Regions from separate parts of the Homo sapiens genome. Here region 1 is linked to region 2. A link is a contact called in ENCODE Hi-C or POLR2A ChIA-PET data. All regions are on one chromosome and are shown on one strand. The core of a region is the stretch at or near the end of the contact, and the rest is flanking DNA. Distances in the headings are between cores, read along the strand shown. Region 1 overlaps SAV1 (salvador family WW domain containing protein 1). Region 2 has its middle 13 kb from the start of ABHD12B.

Evidence for each region. A loop is a pair of places that touch in the nucleus more often than their neighbours do. ChIA-PET counts read pairs that join two places held with the same protein, here RNA polymerase II (POLR2A). Pooled maps may share reads with other maps.
Region 1: a loop to region 2 is called in a pooled map, with 3 times the contacts of the local background. The contact joins two enhancer-like sites. A Hi-C loop is called at or near these places in 2 of 50 pooled maps. POLR2A ChIA-PET finds 5 or more read pairs at or near these places in 3 of 52 experiments (activated CD4-positive, alpha-beta T cell, activated T-cell and activated naive CD4-positive, alpha-beta T cell).

What each region holds. Positions count from the first base shown.
Region 1 is chr14:50,644,669-50,649,713 of GRCh38, reverse strand. SAV1 (salvador family WW domain containing protein 1) reads left to right here. Exons shown (of 5, transcript NM_021818.4): 3 at 4,700-4,970. Among named protein-coding and RNA genes, the nearest start is that of SAV1, 21 kb to the left of the region's middle. Within about 2 kb of position 2,278, at least 5 of the 41 ENCODE cell types and tissues checked have a DNase peak (open chromatin) inside an H3K27ac peak, as active enhancers do.
Region 2 is chr14:50,856,903-50,861,556 of GRCh38, reverse strand. No RefSeq gene overlaps it. Among named protein-coding and RNA genes, the nearest start is that of ABHD12B, 13 kb to the left of the region's middle. Within about 2 kb of position 1,481, at least 25 of the 41 ENCODE cell types and tissues checked have a DNase peak (open chromatin) inside an H3K27ac peak, as active enhancers do.

The sequences.
Region 1 (5,045 bases), core at 1,029-3,528, 210 kb after region 2:
AACTGTTACAAATAATGAGGATTAATAATAGTATGAACCACATACTGTCTTCCTAGGACTGTGTTAGAACATGCACCAGCAATGATAATACATCTGTATTTGCTGCCTAGTGGCTAACAGATTTACTCTCTTGATTATAAAAAACACCTTCGTTTCAGAACTAGTAAAATATGGGAGTGAAAGAGGCAAAATAAGTCCAAAAATCAAGGAAAATATTTATGCAGTTTCTGTCTCATTGATGTGTGTATCTCCTCCACTAATACTACACTGTCTTTATTACTGCAGCTTATTTATTTAACACTTACTATGTGCTTTATTCTGTAGACACTGTTCTAGAGACTGGAGATGTATCTGTGAACAAAACAAAGATTCCTGTCCTAAGAATCTTCTTTGTGGGATTCTTGTAGGTAAATAAACAAACTAAAATTACATAAGTTAAAAGGTTAAAGTGCTTTTTAAAAAAGTAAAACGGTAAGTAGAAGCTCAGCAGATGTAGACTGCCATAGTAAGAATAAGCTTCATTGAAACATTTGAGAAGAGGCTTGAAGAGGGTGAGAGTGAGCCAAGAGAATATCTGAAGGAAGAATCTTCTAGGGAGAATAAACAGCCAGTACCTGCCGTGTTTGAGAACAGCATCCAGGAGGTGAGTGTAGCTGGAACAGAGTGAGCTAAGGGTAAAAAAAATAGCAGCTTAAGTCAGAGAAGAAATGGAGGTCTGATCATCAGTAGGGCTTCATATTGAAAGTTATACAAGAGATAACTTTCATCAAGTAATGAGACAGTAAAGATAACTTGTACCAAATATCAAGGAAAAAACTTACTGAGCTCAGCCAGTATCACCAACCTGTGGTGAACCAAATAAATACTTCTTGTTTTAAGCCACTGAGTTTCGGGGTGATTTGTTATACATATGCTATTAGTATTCTTTTTTTTTTTGAGACGGAGTCTTGCTCCGTCGCCCAGGCTGGAGTGCAGTGGCGCAATCTCGGCTCACTGCAACCTCCGCCTCCCGGGTTCACGCCATTCTCCTGTCTCAGCCTCCCAAGTAGCTGGGACTACAGGCGCCCGCCACCACGCCCAGCTAATTTTTGTATTTTTAGTAGAGATGGGGTTTCACCGTGTTAGCCAGGATGGTCTCGATCTCCTGACCTCATGATCTGCCCGCCTCGGCCTCCCAAAGTGCTGGGATTACAGGCATGAGCCACCGCACCCGGCCAACTATTAGTATTCTTGTGTGAGAATAAAATTATGCAGCCAGATTATTCTTTTAAAAAGTATAGTAAATTTAACTTTTTTCAAGTTACACAGTTCTGAGTATTAACATATGTATAGATTTCATGTAATGCCTGTGTAATGAGAATACAGAACATTTCAAACACCCTCTAAAATTCCCTTAGGTTGTCCTCTTATAGTCAACTCCTGTCCCTCACCTCCAGTTCCTAGCAATCACTGTTTTCTGTCCTAGTAGTTTTGTGTTTGGAAGAATCTCATAAAAATGGAACTGTACAATTTGTAGCCACTTGAGACTGGCTGCTTTCCCTCAGCATGATACTTCTGAGATTCATCTTTGAGATTCTTGCATGTACCAATAATTAGTTCCATTTTATTCCTGAGTAGATTTCACTGTACAGTTGCACCACAGTTTGTTTATCCATTCTGTTAAAGGACATGTGTGTCATTTCCACTTTGGGGCAAATATGAATACAGTCATTGTAAATATCCACAAATGGGATTTTGTGTGAAGATGACTTCTCATTTCTCTAGGGTAAATATTTGGGAATGGGATTGCTGTAGCATATGAAAAGCATATGTTTAACTTTATAAGAAATTGCTAAGCTGTTCTCCAGAGTGACTGTAGCATTTTGCATCCACACCAGCAGTGTATGGGCATTCCAATTGTTCTGTATCCATGTAAGCACTTGCATTGTCAGGTTTTGTTTGGTTTTTTGGCCATTTTCATAGACGTGTATTGTCATTTCATTATGGTTTTAATTTGCATTTCTCTCACGGCTAATTATGATCCTGAGCATTTTTTCACGTGCTATTTACCATCAATATGTTGTCTTCGGTGAAGTGCCTGTTAAAAATTCTTACCCCCCTTTTTTTTAACTGGGTCGTTTTGTTTTCTTCTTCTGTTTTTGTTTTGAGAGAAGGGGTTTCACTCTGTTGCACAGACCGGAGTGCCGTAGCTGTTCACAGGCATGATGATAGTGTGCTACAGACCTGAAATCTTGGGCTCAAGTAACCCTCCTACTCAGCTTCCTGAGTAGGTTGAACTACAGGTGCGTGTCACTGCAGCAGGCTCAGGGTTGTTTTCTTAATGTTGAGTTTTGAGAATTCTTTGTATATTCTAGGTCAGAGTTCTTTGGCTAATAATGTGATTTGCAAACATTTTCTCCCTGTTTACAGCTTGATTTTCTTTCTCTTAGTGTCCTTCACAAGCGTTTTTAATCTTGACAGAGTTCAATTTAATCAGTATTTTTTCTTTATGAGTTGAACTTTCAGCATCATGGTAAAAAAAAGTACTCTTTGTCTAAACTAAACTCATGAAAATTTATTCTATTTTTTTCTTGTAAAAGCGTTATAGTTTTAAATTTAGATATATGATCTATTTTTAGTTAATTTGTATGTAAGGTGGCAGGTATAGGTTGTGATTAGGTTTTTTGCATATGGATGTCCAGTTGTTGCAACATCATTTGTTGGAAAAACCTTTCCCCGCTATTGCCCTTTCACCTTTATAAAAAAATCAGTTGACCATGTCTGTGTGGGTGTTCTTCTGGATTCTCTGTTTGGTTCCATTTATCTATTTGTCTGTTCTTCTGACAATACCATACTGTCTTGATTAATGTAGCTTTATAGTAAGCCTTAAAAATCAGGTAGTGTGAGTCCTTCAACTTTATCCCTTTTTCAAAAAAATTGTTTTGGCTACTCTAGTTCTCTTTTGCCTTTCAGTATACATTTTAAAATCTGTTTAATAACTATCTGTATCTACAAAAACTCCATGGAATTTTTTTTTTTTTTTTTTTTTGAGACAGAGTTTCACTCTCGTCGCCCAGGATGGAGTGTAATGGCGCGTTCTCAGCTCACTGCAACCTCTGCTCTCGGGTTCAAGCAATTCTCCTGCCTCAGCCTCCCGAGTAGCTGGGATTACAGGCGTCCGCCACCACGCCCGGCTAATTTTTGTGTTTTTAATAGAGACGGGGTTTCACCATGTTGGTCAGGCTGGTCTCAAACTCCGGACCTCAGGTGATCCGCTCACCTTGGCCTCCCAAAGTGCTCGGATTACAGGCGTGAGCCACTGCGCTCGGCCGGAATTTTTATTGGAATGACAGTAGTCTCGCTTTATCCATGGTTTTGCTTTCCACAGTTTCAGTTACCTCTGCAACTGCAGTCTGAAAATTGATGAATATGGTACAAGATCTTTCAAGAGAGAGGGAGAGAGATTACATTCACCCAGTTTTTATTATAATAATTGTTCAATTTTATTTTTGTTAATCCCTTACTGTGCCTAATTTATAAGTTAAACTTCATCATAGATACGTATGTATAGGAAAATACACAGCATACACAGGGTTAGGTACTATCTGCAGTTTCAGGCATCTACGGGAGGTCTTGGAATGGATCCCCCATGGATAAGGGGGGGACTCCTATAAAGATAAAGATAATTTCAGGAGAATTGACATCTTAACTTTATGTCGAATCTTCCAATCCGTTAATGTGATAGGTTTTTTATTTCTTTCATCAGTGTTTTGTAGTTTTTAGCATATTGGTCCTGCACAATTCTTTGGAGCTATTATAAATTATATTATCTCAATAACTTTTGTTTCCAGTTGTTGTTTGTTAATATATAAATATTAATTTTTGTATGGTGACCTTAACCCTGCTACCTTAAGCTTACTTAATAATTCTAGGGCACAGCCAGATTACTTTTAAGAATTTATAACCGGGAATGGTTTTACAAGTTCATTTTTACATTTTTTTTAAAGCTGAAATGTCAAATCTTTAATCAGGGGAAATTTTCTTTTTCCCACTTTTCTTTTGGCAGTATACATACTTAAGTAGCTTTACTGCCACAGGTTGATTATCCCTTACCCCAAAATGCTTAGGACCAGAAGTGTTTGAGATTTTGGATTTTTTTTTTTATTTTGGAATATTTGTATGTACATAATAAGATATCTTGGGAAGAGATCCCAAATCTGAACATGAAATTCATTTATATTTCATATATACCTTCTACACATAGCCTGAAGGTAATTTTACATAATATTTTAAATAATTTTGTGCATAAAACAAAGTTTTGACTGAATTTTGACTATGACTCATCACATAAGGTCAGGTGTGGAATTTTCTGCTTGTGGCAACATGTCAGCTCTCGAAGTTTTGGATTTTGGAGCATTTCAAATTTCAGATTTTTGGATTAGGGATGCTCAACCTGTTGTTAAGTGTTTGTATGGCCTGTTGATGGAAGCATCAGCCAAAAAACCCTCTACTAATTTCAAAGTCTAGTTCCTCCCCCTTTTTATAATTCCTTAATAGTAATACCGACTAGTTTTATGAAAACCATCATAATGGGCATAATCATGAATTTAAATAGAAGAGTACAATCAGGATAGTTAATGTTGTGACTTTGCTAGCTGGCACATTTTTTGCATTGAATAATTGTTCTGTTTCTTCTCTATCATTTTCTCTTTCCCCGTAGGTATTGGGAGAGTTGCTGCTACATCTTTAGGAAATTTGACTAACCATGGTTCTGAAGATTTACCCCTTCCTCCTGGCTGGTCTGTGGACTGGACAATGAGAGGGAGAAAATATTATATAGATCATAACACAAATACAACTCACTGGAGCCATCCTCTTGAGCGAGAAGGACTTCCTCCTGGATGGGAACGAGTTGAGTCATCCGAATTTGGAACCTATTATGTAGATCACACAAATAAGAAGGCCCAATACAGGCATCCCTGTGCTCCTAGGTACAGTATCAACTTTATTTTCAACTTTTTGTTTCGGGATTGTCTAATGTTAGGTTTTGAACTGATATTTTCATC
Region 2 (4,654 bases), core at 232-2,731:
GTGGATGACTTTGGGAAGTCTCACTAAAGTATATATAGGAAGATTCTGGTGTGAGTATTGGGAACAAGTGGCCATTTCTTCCATACAGGTAATGTTGAAGAGGGGACTGTGTCCTTTCTGCATAAAGAAGCAGTCCCCCTGATCTATTCAGGATGGAAGGCACTTTCCAAATTGCCTCTAGAGCAGCATGATATTCTGTGTGGTCCCAGTTTTTATAAAGCAAAAAGTGGCTCAGATAAACTACATAGATGAGCAAGAAATAGGAAAAATTGGTCCTCAGTAGAAATCACAGAGGCAGACTAGTTTCACATCAAAACAGTGATCCAATCTGCTCACTACAGACAAAGGTACCAGGTGAACACAAAGAAGCTGCCCTTTGGTTAATGTTTGAGCCTTATGTCAGAAATTCTCTCACATCACAGACTCTTTGTGATTGAAAGCAAACTTTCAATCATCTTAAATGTAGGGTTTTTATGTAATGTTATAAAATAAACTCTAATGCAGGTCAATAAGTAACTCATGTAGTTTCTCAGGAAGAGGATATCATTAGTAAGACTTACATCACTAATATAACCATAACCACTCCCTCTAAGAATTAAATTTATCCTTTCAGCAAAGGCTCAATGAATTGCAAAAAAAAAAAAAAAAAGTAATCTAATGATATCTTCTCGAATGAAAGACTTGTTGAAAATTCACCTGGGTTATGCAGCTGTCACTAACAAGCTAAAACATTGCTTTCATTCTATACCGTTTGTTGTCATGGGAGCTAATAGGTTGGGGGCGGGGGTGGGTGGGACTTTTCTCCATTTATTTGCAAAGCATAAAATTGATAACAAGCTCTGTGTTGTGATTTTTAGATCAGACACGCGGGGGCAGCAGTGAGCTGATGAGCAGCACAAACAATGGTGACACCTTGGAGCCAGAAAGTTTGAATCTAGAGATTGAGATGCCGGCTAGCTCTGTTTTAAAATTATTTACACCAAAAAGATACACATTTTTAAAACCTTTAAAATTAAATACTAGAGGAATTCCTTCTAGCAGATGTTTCCTGCTCCTCATTAGTGCTTAATTTTCTAATTTCCCTGATGTTTTTGCTTTTTCTATTGACATTTTTTTTTCAATCCGTTGAGGAATTTGATCATTTTAAAGCTGAGAAACTTCCTCCTGACCAGCCGAGTTGAAACCCGGGGAGCACAGGCGGGATATTCCCACCCCACAGGCTCAGAAAACGAGCTCTGTGCGGTGCAGAGAGTAAAAGGACTGCCTTTGTGGGGAGCCCACTTTGGCCTGGAGCTGACAACATCTTGAGAGCAAATCGGTTCCAAGGGCTCCTTTTTATAAAATGGGGAAACACAGCGGCACTCCTTCTTCCTTCCCAAAGACGGATGTGTTTCATCCCTGCCTATCTGGAGCTGCTGTTCTAGTATGGCACAGGCAGATCGCCCATCTCTGAAGAGCAAGATGGGCGTGTACCCGGTTTCACTTTCACTGCAGACAGGAGAGTCTGTACACAAAGGTACCACAGCCGATCCATCTTTTTTTTTTTTTTTTTTTTTTTTTTTTTTGAGACGGATACTCGCTATGTCGCCCAGGCTGGAGTGCAGTGGCGCGGCCGATCCATCTTTAAACCCCCAGCTGAGGCGGCTTGTTTACTGAGGACAGCCTGGTCCACCTGAAGAGGCCGTTGGAGAATGACACCCCAAAGGCAGAAAGGGAGGGATTCCCCACATGGCCCCAGAACAGCCTCACAAGGGCGGCCAGGACAGCCCCTCTTGCTGCGCCTGACAAGAGCCCCTTTGTCAGGCTGTCAGGCCGGGTTTTATTTTTAGACTCAGCCAGGGCTGCCTCCTGCCCGGAGCTTTCCCCTCGCACAGCTGTTGCCTCTGCTTTCCAAAGCCCTAGCCTACCGGTGCTGTGCTTCCCTTGGCCTTGGTGTGGCTTGACAAGTTGGAAGAATGATGGTGGCTTTAAAGAGAAGGGTTGGGGAGGGGTGAGCTCCCAGGCAGGCTCCTGGGCCCTTCCTGCTCAGCCCCGGGTCAGCTTGCTTCCCCCCATCCCAGCATGCACTTCCAGCCCAGGCATTTTAAAACCAAACAATCCAGCTCCCCCAGGATGGGCAGCCTCATTGCACTGGGTGGTTGGTTACCCCTCTGTCTGGGTGTGGGACACTACCTGGCAGTGACCTGTTGAGTAGCCAGTGAGAAAGCTCAGAGCCAGGAGTCAAACTGCACAGCCACTCCTGAACCTCAGGCCCTCCCTGATCAAAAGAGTTCCTTGTATGTATTGTATTCTAGATAGCTTATTTCTTCCACTACAAAAGAAATGTGCATTTATTGTAGCATTTCCATCCAGCTCGACTCTCTAGACAAGTCTAGGCATAATTTTACATTTCCGATGCCATATTGGATTTGTAACTTTGACCCTCCATATGCGTATTTAAAATCCACACTGAGACAGGGACTATCTCTGGGGACTAGGATCAGGGAAATAAGGCTTTTTATTTATACAGTTTTGCTTTTTATTTTCCACACTTTTGTATTGTTTAATCTTTTCCCAAGAAATGAATTTATTGTATTTATTTCTTTAATTGTGCAACTTTTATTTTTTTAAAGATGGGGGTCTCACTCTGTTGCCCAGGCTGAAGTGCAGTGGTGCAGTCATAGCTCTTTGTCACTTAGAATTCCTGGGCTCAACTGATCCTTCCACCTTGGCCTCCCCAGTAGCTGGGACTACAGGTGCAAGCCACCATGCCAGGATGGAAATGAATTATTTTGTAATGTAAAAAATAAAGGAAAGAGGACAGCTCTAACTAAAGTCAGGACTATTGCTATGTTGGACATGCCTCAGCCAGGACTCAGCACAGCAAGTGGGTTTTTTCTGTTCTTAAAAATATACTTAAGTTGGGCCAGGCGCGGTGGCTCACACCTGTAATCCCAGCACTTTGGGAGGCCAAGGCAGGTGGATCATGAAGTCAGGAGATCCAGACCATCCTGAGTAACACGGTGAAACTAAAATACAAAAAATTAGCCGGGCATGGTGGCACACACCTGTAGTCCCTGCTACTGAGGAGGCTGAGACAGGAGAATTGCATGAACCCAGGAGGCAGAGGTTGCAGTGAGCTGAGCTCGTGCCACTGCACTCCAGCCTGGGCAACAAAGCGAGACTCCGTCTCCAAAATACTAAAATAAAAATAATATATATATATTTTTATTTTTTTATATGTATATATATATAAGTTCTTGCTCCCACAGCTGTGGTCCCTTTAGCTAAAAGAGTTTGAAATGGCTATAGTGTCCTTGGAGACCTATTTTTGAGGAGGAGGCTGAGAGCTTCCTTCCTCTGCCCAGCCCCCCTTCTCCCATGACTTTTTTTTCCTCTCTTTTTCAGAAATCTGATGCTGTCAGGCCCAAGCATTGGCCAGGAAAGGACTCAGTACAGACAGGACCACTCAGAGAAACAGTAAGATAAGTCCACGTATTTACAATACTCTGAAAAGCAAATTGTCCAGAGAGGGGAAGAGAACTAGCTGTTCTTTATCTTCATTAGAACTTTTGTCCTTTGATTTGTATTCTCTCTCTCCATTCAGCCTCTGCTATGGTCTGAGTGTTTGTGTCTGCCCAAAATTCATATGCTGAAAGCCTAACCCCAGAGGTGATGGTATTAGAAGGTGATTAGGTCCCTCATGAATGGGGTTAGTGCCCTTATAAAAGAGGCAGGAGAAAGCTCGTTTGCCCCTTCCACCACGTGAGGACACAGAGAGAAGGCTCCATCTATGAGAAAGCAGGCCCTCACCAGGCACATCTGCCGGAACCTTGATCTTGGACTTCCCAATCTCCAAAACTGTGAGAAGTAAATTTCTGGCTCTAGGCAGCACCTGGGTTATGAATGAGGGTGCCACATTCCCTGCCTGGAGGACTACATGTTCAATGCAGGACACAGGTAAGTGATGAGCCTGTGGTGTTGGGCAGGTGGGCAATGAAGTCCAGAGCAGCCAGCCCAGCTCAGCCCAGCCCAGGTCAGAGAAGGTTCTCAGGATGGGGAGATGCCTGCAGCTTAAAGGACTCATTAGATGAGCAGAGACCAAGAGAAAGGCTATTTCCCCAGGGAAACAGGATTTCATAGCAAGGCCCCCGTGCTAAGCTTTTCTATACATCACGGCCCTGCCCTGCATGGTTCTCATGTGGTATATCACTGCATCCCCACAGCCCTGCACAGCCATTGCTCTCATCACTCCCATTCTGAAGCTGAGGTCCCTAAGGCACAGAGGAGCCGAGGGACGTTACCAAGGCCATCCAGTCGGTGACTGATGGAGCTGGGATTTGAACTAAGGCACGCTGGCTCTCGAGCCCCCACTTTTAACCCCTTGATCATCCTGCAGTTTGGATAACTCAAGAAAGTAGGGGTGGCTGGAACACAGAGTTGCAGGAGCTGGGTTGGAAAGGTGGACAGAAAGCCACACCACACTGAGGAGCCTGAATTTCATCCTGAAGACAGCCAGGAGGATGAAAACAGCCATGCACCCTGATCCAACCCGGGTTCTAAATAGGTCTGTGCCTTTGCAAGAAGGATTGGTGAGGCCAGGCGAGGACAGCAGTGTGGAGGCTGTTGTAGTCACCTAACGAAGAAGGCAGGCACTGGAGGTGGGTGGAGAGGG